Linked DNA regions of Homo sapiens: regions 2 and 3 are each linked to region 1. The links are chromatin contacts, found by Hi-C or POLR2A ChIA-PET in ENCODE. All regions are on one chromosome and are shown on one strand. Each heading gives the region's core, a stretch centred on a gene start or an enhancer-like site at or near the end of the contact. The rest is flanking DNA. Distances are from core to core; before and after follow the strand shown. Region 1 has its middle 19 kb from the start of SERINC2. Region 2 overlaps NKAIN1 (sodium/potassium transporting ATPase interacting 1). Region 3 overlaps LOC124903917 (a long non-coding RNA gene).

Region 1 (3,570 bases), core at 345-2,844:
CAGAAGAAGCAGAGAGAGAGAGATGTCAGCCCCAGAAGGGCCACTCAGAGCAAAAAGGACAATGGGTGTTGCAAGGTGATCCATGTAGAAAACATGCCTGGGAACACACACACATGGACCTACCAAGCCTTAGCTGCACGTACATTTATCTCCCATCCCAGCTTAGACACAGCTCCGGATTGAAGAGAAAGAAAGTTCTACTTCTTATACCCCTAAGTCAATCACACCTGGCGCTCAAATAAAAAGTTCCCTTATGACTCCTCACTGAGAGCCTCTCAGAGCCTCAGTTCTGCCAGTGTAAGGTGAAGGCAGTTCCATCTCTCCTACGATGCTTGTGCAGGTTTCAATCATGATAAAAAGTTCCCAAGGGCCAGGTGAGGTGGCTTACACCTGTAATCCCAGCACTTCGGGAGGAAGAGATGGGAGGATCGCTTGAGCCCAGGAGTTGGAGACCAGCCTGGGCAACAAAGTAAAACCCTGCCTCTACAAAACAATAAAAAATTAGCCATGGTGGAGCCGCATGTGGTCCCAGCTACATGGAGGCTGAGGCAGGAGGATTGCTTGAGGCCAGGAAGTGGAGGCTGCAGTGAGCCACGATCGCGGTATTGCACTTCAGCCTGGGATACAAAGCAAGACCCTGTCTCAAAAAGAAAAGTTCCCAAGGACTTGCTGTGTTACCTCTTTTAATCCTCTCAACAACCCTGTGAGATAAGAACTATGATCTCTGCTTTAAAATAAGGAAACCAAGGCACAAAGTGATTGTGTAACGAGGTGAGTTTGAGTAGCTGGTCCAAGACTGAAGCTCAGGTCTAACCCCAGCCCCCGCCACCCTTCCTCTCTACTCAGAAAAAGAAGGTAATCAGAGGGTGTGACAATGTTTGGTAAACGGCAAAGACTTGCGCTGATACGGGATGACAGAAGGCGGGGCGGGCGCGGTGGCTCACGCCTGTAATCCCAGCACTTTGGGAGGCCGAGATGGGCGGATCACCCAAGGTCAGGAGTTCAAGACCAGCCTGGCCAACATGGTGAAACCCCGTCTCTACTAAAAATACAAAAATTAGCTGGGTGTGGTGGCGGGCGCCTGTAATCCCAGGTACTCTTGGGAGGCTGAGGCAGGAGAATGGCTTGGACCCAGGAGGCAGAGATTGCAGTGAGCCGAGGTCGCGCCACTGCACTCCAGCCTGGGTGACAGAGCAAGACTCCGTTTCCAAAAAAAAAAAGAAGAAGAAGAAGAAGAAGGCGGGGTGGGGAGCGGCCCTGGACAGAGAGGGAATGAGGCATGTGTCGCTCAGCACCGGCCACTGTCCAGTGGAGGTGCAATGCCATGCCAGACAGAGCTGTGGTTCTGCACAGCCTGGCCCAGGAGGGCCTTCGCTGACCCCAGTTGACAGGAAAAGAAGTAGCAGCCCGGCCCCCGGAAGAGGGGGAGGGACGCGCTTAGACGCCGGGAGAGTGCACCTGACTGGTGTCAGGAGGTCCGCGTCAAGTGCCAGCTCTGTCTCTAGTTCTCAGGGTGACGTCTGGCTAGTTCCTCTCCTCTCGGGACACCTGTTTTCCCGCCGGGCTCAAGTGCGGATCAATCAGGGCTGGGAGGCTCCGGGAGCCCGCGCGCTCTCCTAGCTCGGCTCCGTAGTGCCCCCCGGTGGACAAACTGGTGCGTGCCAACCTCAGCTCCGAGAAGAACACCCGCAGGAATCGCCCCTTCCGTCTTCAACGCCTGGCCCTGGGTGCACGGAGGAGGCGCGCACATGCCTCATTTCCAGGGCCCAAGAGGAAGGTGAAGGTTCCGAGGAGATCTGGGCGGGCGAGGAGAATCCCCAGGCTCTGGCTCTGACGCTTGTTTGCTGTGTGAATTTGCACTCACCTTCCTCTCTCTGGGCCAGCTTCCCTATCCCTAAGAAAGGAGTTAATAGGATGAGTCCTGACCTGGGAGCCATAAGACTTGGTTTTCAATGTTAATGAGCTTAAGCAAGTCCCTGCCCTACCCTGGGCCTCAGTTTCCCCATCTTCACAAGTTGAAGGCACCAAATGGCCTCAGGACCCTTCTGGCTCTGACATTCAGTAGTCTAAATGGCAACAATGTGTTTAGGAGAATTAAGAGGAGGTGCAAGTGACCCCAAGAAGAGTTTCTTGAGGTCTGGGAGATGATTTTGACTGGGTCAAAAAGTATTAATATTTATAATTATAAATATTATATCATGGGGCCTCTTTTGTTGACAATGCCCTGTGGGATGCCTTTGGCTGGGGACAAGTCCATCAGTGTATAAGAGCCGCTCACACCAGCTAGCAAGAGCAAATTGCTAAAGTTTCAGGCATTTTGCAAGAGGGCTGTTTAACAGTCATTGCTAAAAATTAAATTGTATACTGGGCACAGCAGCTCACACCAGTAATCCCAGCACTTTGGGAGGCTGAGGTGAGAGGAGGATCACTTGAGGCCAGGAGTTCCAGATCAGCCTGGGCAAAATAGTGAGACTTCCATCTCTTAAAAAATCATAATATCAGGCTGGGCAACATAGTGAGACCCTGTCTCTACAAAAAATTTTAAACATTAACGGGGTGCGGTGGCGCATGCCTATATTCTCAGCTACTCAGGAGGCTGAGGTGGGAGGATTGCTTGAGCCCAGGAGGTCAAGGCTGCAGTGAGCTGTGATCATGCCACTGCACTCCAGCCTGGATGACAGAGTGAGACCCTGTCCCCAAAAAATATATATCATCATAATAAAAATTTTAAAATTAAATTGTATACATTTACAATTAAATAAATTATATTAAAACAAAGATATTAAAAATCATCACTTCCTAATTATTTTACTATATTTCACTATTATCTATTCTCTTGAGTTTACCTACATTTATTTTTTTTTCATTTTTATTTATTTATTTATTTTTGAGACAGAGTCTTGCTATTGCCTGAGTGGCACCATCTCAGCTCACTACATGGAGCTGACTGGCACCATCTCAGCTCACTACAACCTCTGCCTCCCAGGTTCAAGCAATTCCCCTACCTCAGCCTCCCGAGTAGCTGGGATTACAGGCGCACACCACCATGCTGGGCTAATTTTTGTAATTTTAGTAGAGACAGGGTTTCACCATGTTGGCCAGGCTGGTGTCGAACTCCTGACCTCAAGTGATCCACCCACCTCGGCCTCCTAAAGTGCTGGGATTACAGGCGTGAGCCCCCGCACCCAGCCCTACATCTGTTGTTATCTGTGTAGTGGAATTATGACATAATGATGTGCTTCTGCACATCTCTTCCTAACTCTTGGCTCCATAACATCGTGGCAGCAGCTTGAATCAGCCGAGTGGGGGTATTTACACCACAGAAATTGGTAAACAGCATATGGGGGCCAGGGAAAATTTTCCCTTTTGCCCTCTGAAGGTTCATGGAAAAATCAACTCACAAAAGGCAGAAAATTGGAGACAAAGCATACAAAAGTTATTATTAACATGTACATGGGAGCCTTCAGCATGAAGACCTGAAGAAAAACAGAAAACTATTCGTTTTTATGCTTAGGTTCAACAAAGTATGGACAGCCATGTAGAAATATGACTGGATGAAAAGGCTATGAT
Region 2 (3,570 bases), core at 332-2,831, 210 kb after region 1:
GCTGCCCCAGCCCCTGTGCAGAGTGAACAGGTTTAGTGAGTAGGATGAGGCATCAGACTATGAATCAATCCTGGGTTTAAGTGCTCAATACACCCACTATGTGACTTTGGACAAGTCACCTGCCTTCTCGGAGCTTGTTTCCTTATTCACAAAAAAGAATGACAATACCAGCCTCAGAGTTGTGAGAATAAGAAAGTGACCCCAGTGGGCGTGATGCCTCATGCCTGTGGACCCAGCTACTTGAGAGGTTGAGGCAGGAGGATCACTTGAGCCCAGGAGGTTGAAGCTGAAGTGAGCCATGATTGCAGCACTGCACTACAGCCTGGGTGACAGAGTGAGACCCTGTCTGAAAGAAAGAAGGAAAGGAAGGGAAGGGAAGGGAAGAAAAAAAAAAGAAAGAAAGAAACTCCAAGATAGGAGTAGTTCCTGTTTCTAGAAGGGCCAGCCCTGTCCTAGGCACTTTGTACCCACAAAGTCACATAATCCTCTTTCTTCTTAACAAGCCATAAGGTATTGCCCAAGTCCAAGTGGGAAAACTGAGGCTCAAAGAGGTAAAATGATTACTTGTCTCAAGTTACACTTTCAGAAGAGTTAGACCATGTATGTTTGACTTTAAGGTGAAAACATTTAATTGGAAGTTGTTACGGTTTGCCTTCATCCTGGCATGCCTCCTCCCTTGCCAGTCAGAGCGTACAGGGCCCGGCAGGGGGCGGAGGAAGAGGTTCCCACTCCTCCTTCCTCCCTGACGTGTCATCTCCACTCCCAGCTGTTCGGCTTCGTGTTCGCCTGCTACGTGAGCAAAGTGTTCCTGGAGGAGGAGGACAGCTGTGAGTAAGGCGCCCCTGGGGAAGTGGGGAATCTGGCCCTGCGCCTTCAGCACCCTGGACAGAGGCCTGTGACTGGCCCCGGCGGGAGGGAGCCCAGGGTCGGCCACGGGCCCCTTTCGAGGGGAAGAGGCGGCTGGTATGGAAGGCTCTGCATACCAGCCCGTTCCAGGCTGGGGTCCAGACGTCCAGGTGCCCAGTCCCTGGCCCCAGCACCCCCTTTCCCCAATCTCGCCCCACCCCATCAGAGGTCTTGTCCCGTTTAGAGGCTCTAGCCCCGCCCCTGAGAGCCTTCTCTCCCATAGGACTGCCCGGCCTCCCAGGCCCAAGCCTTAAGGACTGGGGCCTGACCCTCAGCTGGCCCGGCCTCGCCGCCTCCAGACCCCCAGAGGCCCATCCCTCAGGGTCCAGCCGAAGCCCCGCCCCAGGCCCTGCACGGGGTCTGACCCTCGCCCCTCCCCTCCTCATGGCTTCTCTGGCTCCGCTTCCTAGGGTGGGAGTCCTGCCCTCAGATTCTTCCCCTTCAGGACCCAGTCTCCCTCTCCTCGCCCCCGCCGCCGATCCCTAACATGCGCCGCCCCTCTTCCGCAGTTGACTTCATCGGCGGCTTTGACTCCTACGGATACCAGGCGCCCCAGAAGACGTCGCATTTACAGCTGCAGCCTCTGTACACGTGGGTCACGGCCCCCTGCTGGCTTGGGGAGGCCTGGGCGTCGGGGTTGCGAAAAGGAGGGGATGGAGGAGTGGGCAGGGCAACCGGGTCTCTCCGCCCCCATACTTTTGGGATCCACTCTCCCTAACCTGCCTTTGTTTCCCGCAGGTCGGGGTAGCCTCTGCCCCGCGCCCACCCCGGCGCCTCGCCCTGGGCTGACCGCAGCTGCCGCGAGCTCGGGCCAAGGCGCAGGCGTGTCCCCCTGGTGGCCCGCGCGCTCACTGCAGCCTGTGCCCAACCCCGCGTCTGCATCTGGAGATGCGGACTTGGACGTGGACTTGGACTTGGACTTGGATTTGAGCTTGGCTCTTCGCAGCCCGGACTTCGGAGGAGTGGGGCGGGGCGGGGGAGGGGCACCACGGGTTTTTTGTTTTTTGTTTGTTTGTTTTTAATCTCAGCCTTGGCGTGAGCTGGGGCCTTCCTCTCTTCTCCAGCCTCTCCCTTTCACTCTTCACCCAGCATCCTGCCCCCCTGTCCAAAAACAGCAGGACATCAGACCCATCCCATCCCACCACACTCACTCACCAGCTCTGGGGAAAGCTACTGTGAACTAGGAGCAGGATTCCTGGGTTCTAATCGCAGGTCCATCACTGACTGTGACGTCTAGCAAAGCCCTTGCCCTCTCTGAGCCTCGGTTTCCGCACCTCAAGTAATTAATCCCTTAGCAAATGGACTCTTTTAGACTTCTCATTTAACTCAATTCCCTGAGCTAGACTGGGATTAAAATTCTCATTTTGCAGTACATTAAAACTGAGGCCCAGAGATGTGATTTGCTTGAGGCCACACAGCTAGATTTTTGGTGGAAGTGGGCCTTGAACACAGTGTACTTTCTGCAGTTTCTGACTGTAAAACCCAGTGTCTGCTCTCTGAGTTCCATTTCCAAGCCCCCCTCCATCTTGGACCTATGTGGTCTCCACCATATTCACACACCACCACCACCACTTGCCAATGCCTCTCTTAAAGCAATATACCCATTCGTTCTCTTATTGGGAACTGGATGGATGAAGCCCCAAATTCAGCCCCACCCACAGAGAAGCCTTCCTACACTCAGCCTCTGTCCACCCTTGGCAAATCTTTCAAGCTCTCTCCTCCAGGAAAGTGGGGCCCCAACTCAGTCACTCCACCCCCTTCCAGGTCCCTGAGGCTGGTTCTACTGTATCCCCATCACCTCCACAACTCCACTCACCCCTGACGGCTCCATCCACCTCACCAGTTGGAAGGCTTGTGGTTTCAGAGAGGAGCAATGCTGGTCAGCGCTGCCCAGACTCCAGTGTTTACAGATCACCAGCATTTACAACCAATCCAATGGCCAGAAGCCTCCTCTAACAAGCCCAGAAGGAGTTCTGAAGGGGCAGATGGGGGTGTGAGTAGTCGGGGAGTCGGGATTGCCAGCACCCTCACCCTTCCTTGGGGGCAAGTAGAGGTGAGAACACTTTCCCCACCTCCCTCCACAGACACTCCTGAGGACGCTGCATCCCACGCACTGCCTGGTGCGTCCATAGAGAGAGGATCAGGTCTCAGCATTTCATCTGTGAAAGAGGCATGGCCCTGGGTTAGAAAGGAGGGCAGGAGACATGGAGGAACTGGGGGGCACCCAGATGGTGCAGATGGTTTGCACACCTGAGCCTGTCTGTGGTGACCATTCCGCTCCTCTCCCACTACCCTCCAATCTATCATTCCCTACTCTCTAAGGCCAAAATATCCTGAGCAAGGCTGGCAACCCCACCCCACCATCCCAAATGCAAGCAGCCAGGCCCAGGAGTTCCTCTGGCCCCCACAGGCATGGAGCTCCCAGCTGGTGGGTACAGCTTGAGAGGGGGGCAGCTCCCTCAGGCTAAGCTACTGCCCTTCACTGGGCCAGCCCTGCCTCCAGCCCTCACCTCTCTCACCCCAACTCTCCCCCAAGCCCCTTTCTACTCAACGGGTGTAGCCACTGGTGCTTTGAAGCCTTTTGTTTTTATAAGATGGTTTTTGCAAGGGGACCAGGTTCTCTTTTCACTGGGACCTTGCAAGGAGGGGAGTGCTCTCCTGGTT
Region 3 (3,570 bases), core at 685-3,184, 170 kb before region 1:
GGGCTTTTATACTTTCATTTTTTAAAATCCATAGTTTCTTGGAGCTGGAGGTGTCCCTTGTCATTTTCTCATCAGTGAGTGCAAAGCAGGATCCCAAAAGGATTGGAGTCCAGAGTAGAGAAAGGAGCTGCCGCGGTGGAGTCTGTTCAGTGCAGGCTCTGATCTCCTTCAGCCCTGCCAGGAATCCCAGCCAGCAGATCTTCTTCCAGCTTCCCTTTCTCCAGCACTCTTGATCTTCTGGGCTGGCACAGGGTCCAGGGTTGATGGGGATCCTAGCTGCCTGAGGAGCTTCCAGTCTGGAGGGTGATACAAGCACATGGCCAGACCTGAATTCAAGCCATGAGAGAGATTCAGAACCTGGGCTGGGAGCGCAGGGGAGGGAGCGGGGTGCTGATGGGGGTGGATGGGAGGCTCCAGAGAGGAGGTGGCGTCTGAACTGAACCTTAAGAATGAGGGGAAATGTAATGGCAGCGATGAGAAAGGGGAGGCACTTCAGTGCAGAGAACAGCAAGAGCAAAGACAAGGAGGTGGAAAATCAGCCAGAAACCTAGCCTGGAGAGGGTTTAGTGGACCATGGGTCCTTGATGGTAGAGACACAACATGACTTATCTCTGTGTCCCATCCTCTGTGCCAGAGGCGGCATCGACCAGACTTGGACAAATGAAGCAGAAGGGACAGGGGACTTAGAATACTAGGCTGCATCATTTTCTTTTTACTCTGACAGTGAGAAGCAAAGACCTCCACAAAGAAAGAAGCCCTTGGCTGTGTCATCATTTTAGAATCTGGGCACTCTCTGCACACCACTGCCCCCTCATGGCTGATCTAGGAATTCTCTCTAAATCCCAGACTGAAGGTGAGGAGGAGGCTCAGTGAGTCTTAGAGATTTGAAAAGCCGTGAAATCCTGGTTGGAGAACATCTGAGTCCAAAGGGCCCTCAGAGACTCTCTGACTTCCTCATTACATATAAAGAAATCAAGAGGGTGCTGCCAGGGAGTGGGGACAAGAACACTGAATTTGGTGTAAAACGGCCCTCAGCTTGCAGCCTGGCTCTATTTCTTACTGGCTGTAAGGCCCTAGGCAAGTGGCCTCACCTCTCTAAGCCACAGTTTCCATCTCTTTCAAATGGAGTCTGCCATCTGGCCGGCTTCTCTTTTCTGGGAATGCCACGCCAAGTTCCTCAGATCAATTCTCCTATTGAAAACAGCTAAAGGCCGGGCACGGTGGCTCACGCCTGTAATCCCAGCACTTTGGGAGACCAAGGTGGGCAGATCACCTGAGGTCAGGAGTTCAAGACCAGCCCGTCCAACATGAGGAAACCCCGTCTCTACTAAAAATACAAAAATTAGCTGGGCATGGTGGTGCATGCCTGTAATCCCAGCTACTCGGGAGGCCAAGGCACAAGAATCGCTTGAATCTGGGAGGCGGAGGTTGCAGTGAGCAGAGATCAGGCCACTGCACTCCAGCCTGGGCACCAGAGCAAGACTTGTCTCAAAAAAAAGAAAAAAAGAAAACAACTAAAAACACTGACATATTGGTGCAGCCATAGGGTAAGGCATCACTAGAACAAAGCTAAAGGGAAAACAGAAACGTAGACAGATAAACCATACGGGAAACTCACATTTACTCTGAGGGCACTTCCTGATTTGGGCTAGTTTGAACTGTTGTTTTGATAACTCCTCTAGGCAATGTACACAAATAAAAGTCCAGAGCACATGGTGGAAGATCAAATAGAAGACCTTCCCCCAAATTAGTTGGGATCCCAAAGAGCCATACTCTCAGAAGTAAACCAGCCCCAGTATGGACTTGTCAGAGGCGTTTGAATCAGAGGAAGAGCAGCTGCATCTTGAATAGGGGCTGGGTAAGATAAGGCTGAGACCTACTGGGCTGCATTCCTAGGAGGTTAGGCATTCTTGGTCACAGGATGAGACAGGAGGTCAGCACAACACACTGGTCATAAAGCCCTTCCTGGTAAAACAGGTTGCAGTAAAAAAGCCGGCCAAAACCCACCAAAACCAACATGGCAATGAGAATGACCTCTGGTCATCCTCACTGCTCACTATATGATAATTATAATACATTAGCCTGGTTCTATTTCTTACTGGCTGTAAGGTGAGGAGGAGGCTAGAAGACACTCCCACCAGCACCATGACAGCTGACAAATGCCATGGCAACATCTGGAAGTTACCCTATAGGGTCTGAAAAGGGGAGGAACCCTCAGCTCCGGGGATTGCTCACACCTTTCCCTGGAAATTCATAAATAATCTACCCCTTGTTTAGTGTATAATCAAGAAATAACCATAAAAATGGACAACCAGAGGCCCATGGTGCTGCTGGTCTACCTGTGGAGTAGCCATTCTTTCATTCCTTTACTTTCCTGATAAACTTGCTTTCACTTTACTCTATGGACTCGCCCCAAATTCTTTCTTGCACAAGATCTAAAAACCCTCTCTTGGGGTCTGGATTGGGACTCCTTTCCAGTAACAGACTTGCAGCTCTAATTTGTATCTCCTGGGTGGTCGGTAACCTCAAGCCTTGAACTTAGATTGAGGTGACCCTAGACTATTTGTTTCTTCCAAAGGTTTCTGGAAGAAGCAAATGAAAACCTTCTCTGGAGGGAGGTCCTTCAGTCAAGGCTCCAAATGAGTCACACAAAGAAATATTTAAGTACGACGGCCAGCACACAGTAAAAGATAATCAGGGCCGGGCGCGGTGGCTCACACCTGTAATCCCAGCACTTTGGGAGGCCGAGGTGGGTGGATCACCTGAGGTCAGGAGTTTGAGACCAGCCTGGCCAATATGATGAAACTCTGTCTCTACTAAAAATTAGGCGGGCATGGTGGCGGGCACCTGTAGTTCCAGCTACTCAGGAGGCTGAGGCAGAAGAATTGCTTGAACCCAGGAGGCGGAGGTTGCAGTGAGCTGAGATCGCGCCACTGCACTACAGCTTGGTGACAGAGTGAGACTCCATCTCAAAAAAAAAAAAAAAAAAAAAAAGATAATCAGGCACATAAGGAAATGAGACCACACAGCAAGAACCAGAAGAAATGAGAGACAATAGAAACATATCTATAAAGAATTTAAACACTGGAATTATTTTACATAGAATATAGAACAACCATATTTAAATAAACAATAGAGTAGCTTGAAAATATTTGCCTGGAACAGGATGAAAAGTGACAGTAGGTTTGAAGGGACAAACTGAACTTCTAGAAATGAATAATACAATTAACTAAAATTTAAAAATCAATAGCAAATTTAAAGCATTTTGGACATAGCAAAAAAGATAATTGGTGAATTGGAAGAAAGGTCAGAAGAAATAATCCAAAATGAGCATGGAGAGACATAAAGATTAAAAATAATAGCAAGAAATAGTAAAAGACACGAAGAATAAATGAGAAATGGATCTAACACTCTTGTAACTGGAACTTCAGGAGAGAAGAGAGAGACTAATGAAAACGTGATATTGGAAACGTCAGTGGCTGAAAATCTCCCAGAACTGATCAAAGCCATTAATCTACAGATTCAAAAAGCCCAACAAATCCCAAGTGGGATAAAAAAAAATTTTTTTTT

What was found. A loop is a pair of places that touch in the nucleus more often than their neighbours do. ChIA-PET counts read pairs that join two places held with the same protein, here RNA polymerase II (POLR2A). Pooled maps may share reads with other maps.
Region 2: a loop to region 1 is called in a map of K562, with 4 times the contacts of the local background. The contact joins two enhancer-like sites. A Hi-C loop is called at or near these places in 5 of 168 maps with a recorded cell type or tissue (GM18951, K562, MCF 10A and 2 more), 3 of 37 single-sample maps with no recorded cell type and 12 of 50 pooled maps. POLR2A ChIA-PET finds 5 or more read pairs at or near these places in 5 of 52 experiments (H1, HEK293, PC-9 and 2 more).
Region 3: a pooled map shows a loop between it and region 1 (2.4-fold over the local background). The contact joins two enhancer-like sites. A Hi-C loop is called at or near these places in 2 of 168 maps with a recorded cell type or tissue (CD4-positive, alpha-beta T cell and HepG2) and 2 of 50 pooled maps. POLR2A ChIA-PET finds 5 or more read pairs at or near these places in 2 of 52 experiments (BJ and activated CD4-positive, alpha-beta T cell).

What each region holds. Positions count from the first base shown.
Region 1 is chr1:31,392,880-31,396,449 of GRCh38, reverse strand. No RefSeq gene overlaps it. Among named protein-coding and RNA genes, the nearest start is that of SERINC2, 19 kb to the left of the region's middle. RefSeq lists a silencer at 1,454-1,748. Within about 2 kb of position 1,594, at least 6 of the 41 ENCODE cell types and tissues checked have a DNase peak (open chromatin) inside an H3K27ac peak, as active enhancers do.
Region 2 is chr1:31,179,787-31,183,356 of GRCh38, reverse strand. It overlaps NKAIN1 (sodium/potassium transporting ATPase interacting 1), which reads left to right. Exons shown (of 7, transcript NM_024522.3): 5 at 767-827; 6 at 1,416-1,497; 7 at 1,645-3,570. The coding sequence ends at 1,654. Among named protein-coding and RNA genes, the nearest start is that of NKAIN1, 58 kb to the left of the region's middle. RefSeq lists a silencer at 1,494-1,743. Within about 2 kb of position 1,581, at least 2 of the 41 ENCODE cell types and tissues checked have a DNase peak (open chromatin) inside an H3K27ac peak, as active enhancers do.
Region 3 is chr1:31,561,480-31,565,049 of GRCh38, reverse strand. It overlaps LOC124903917 (a long non-coding RNA gene), which reads right to left. Exons shown (of 3, transcript XR_007065609.1): 3 at 1-326. Among named protein-coding and RNA genes, the nearest start is that of TINAGL1, 13 kb to the left of the region's middle. RefSeq lists a silencer at 1,748-2,042. Within about 2 kb of position 1,934, at least 5 of the 41 ENCODE cell types and tissues checked have a DNase peak (open chromatin) inside an H3K27ac peak, as active enhancers do.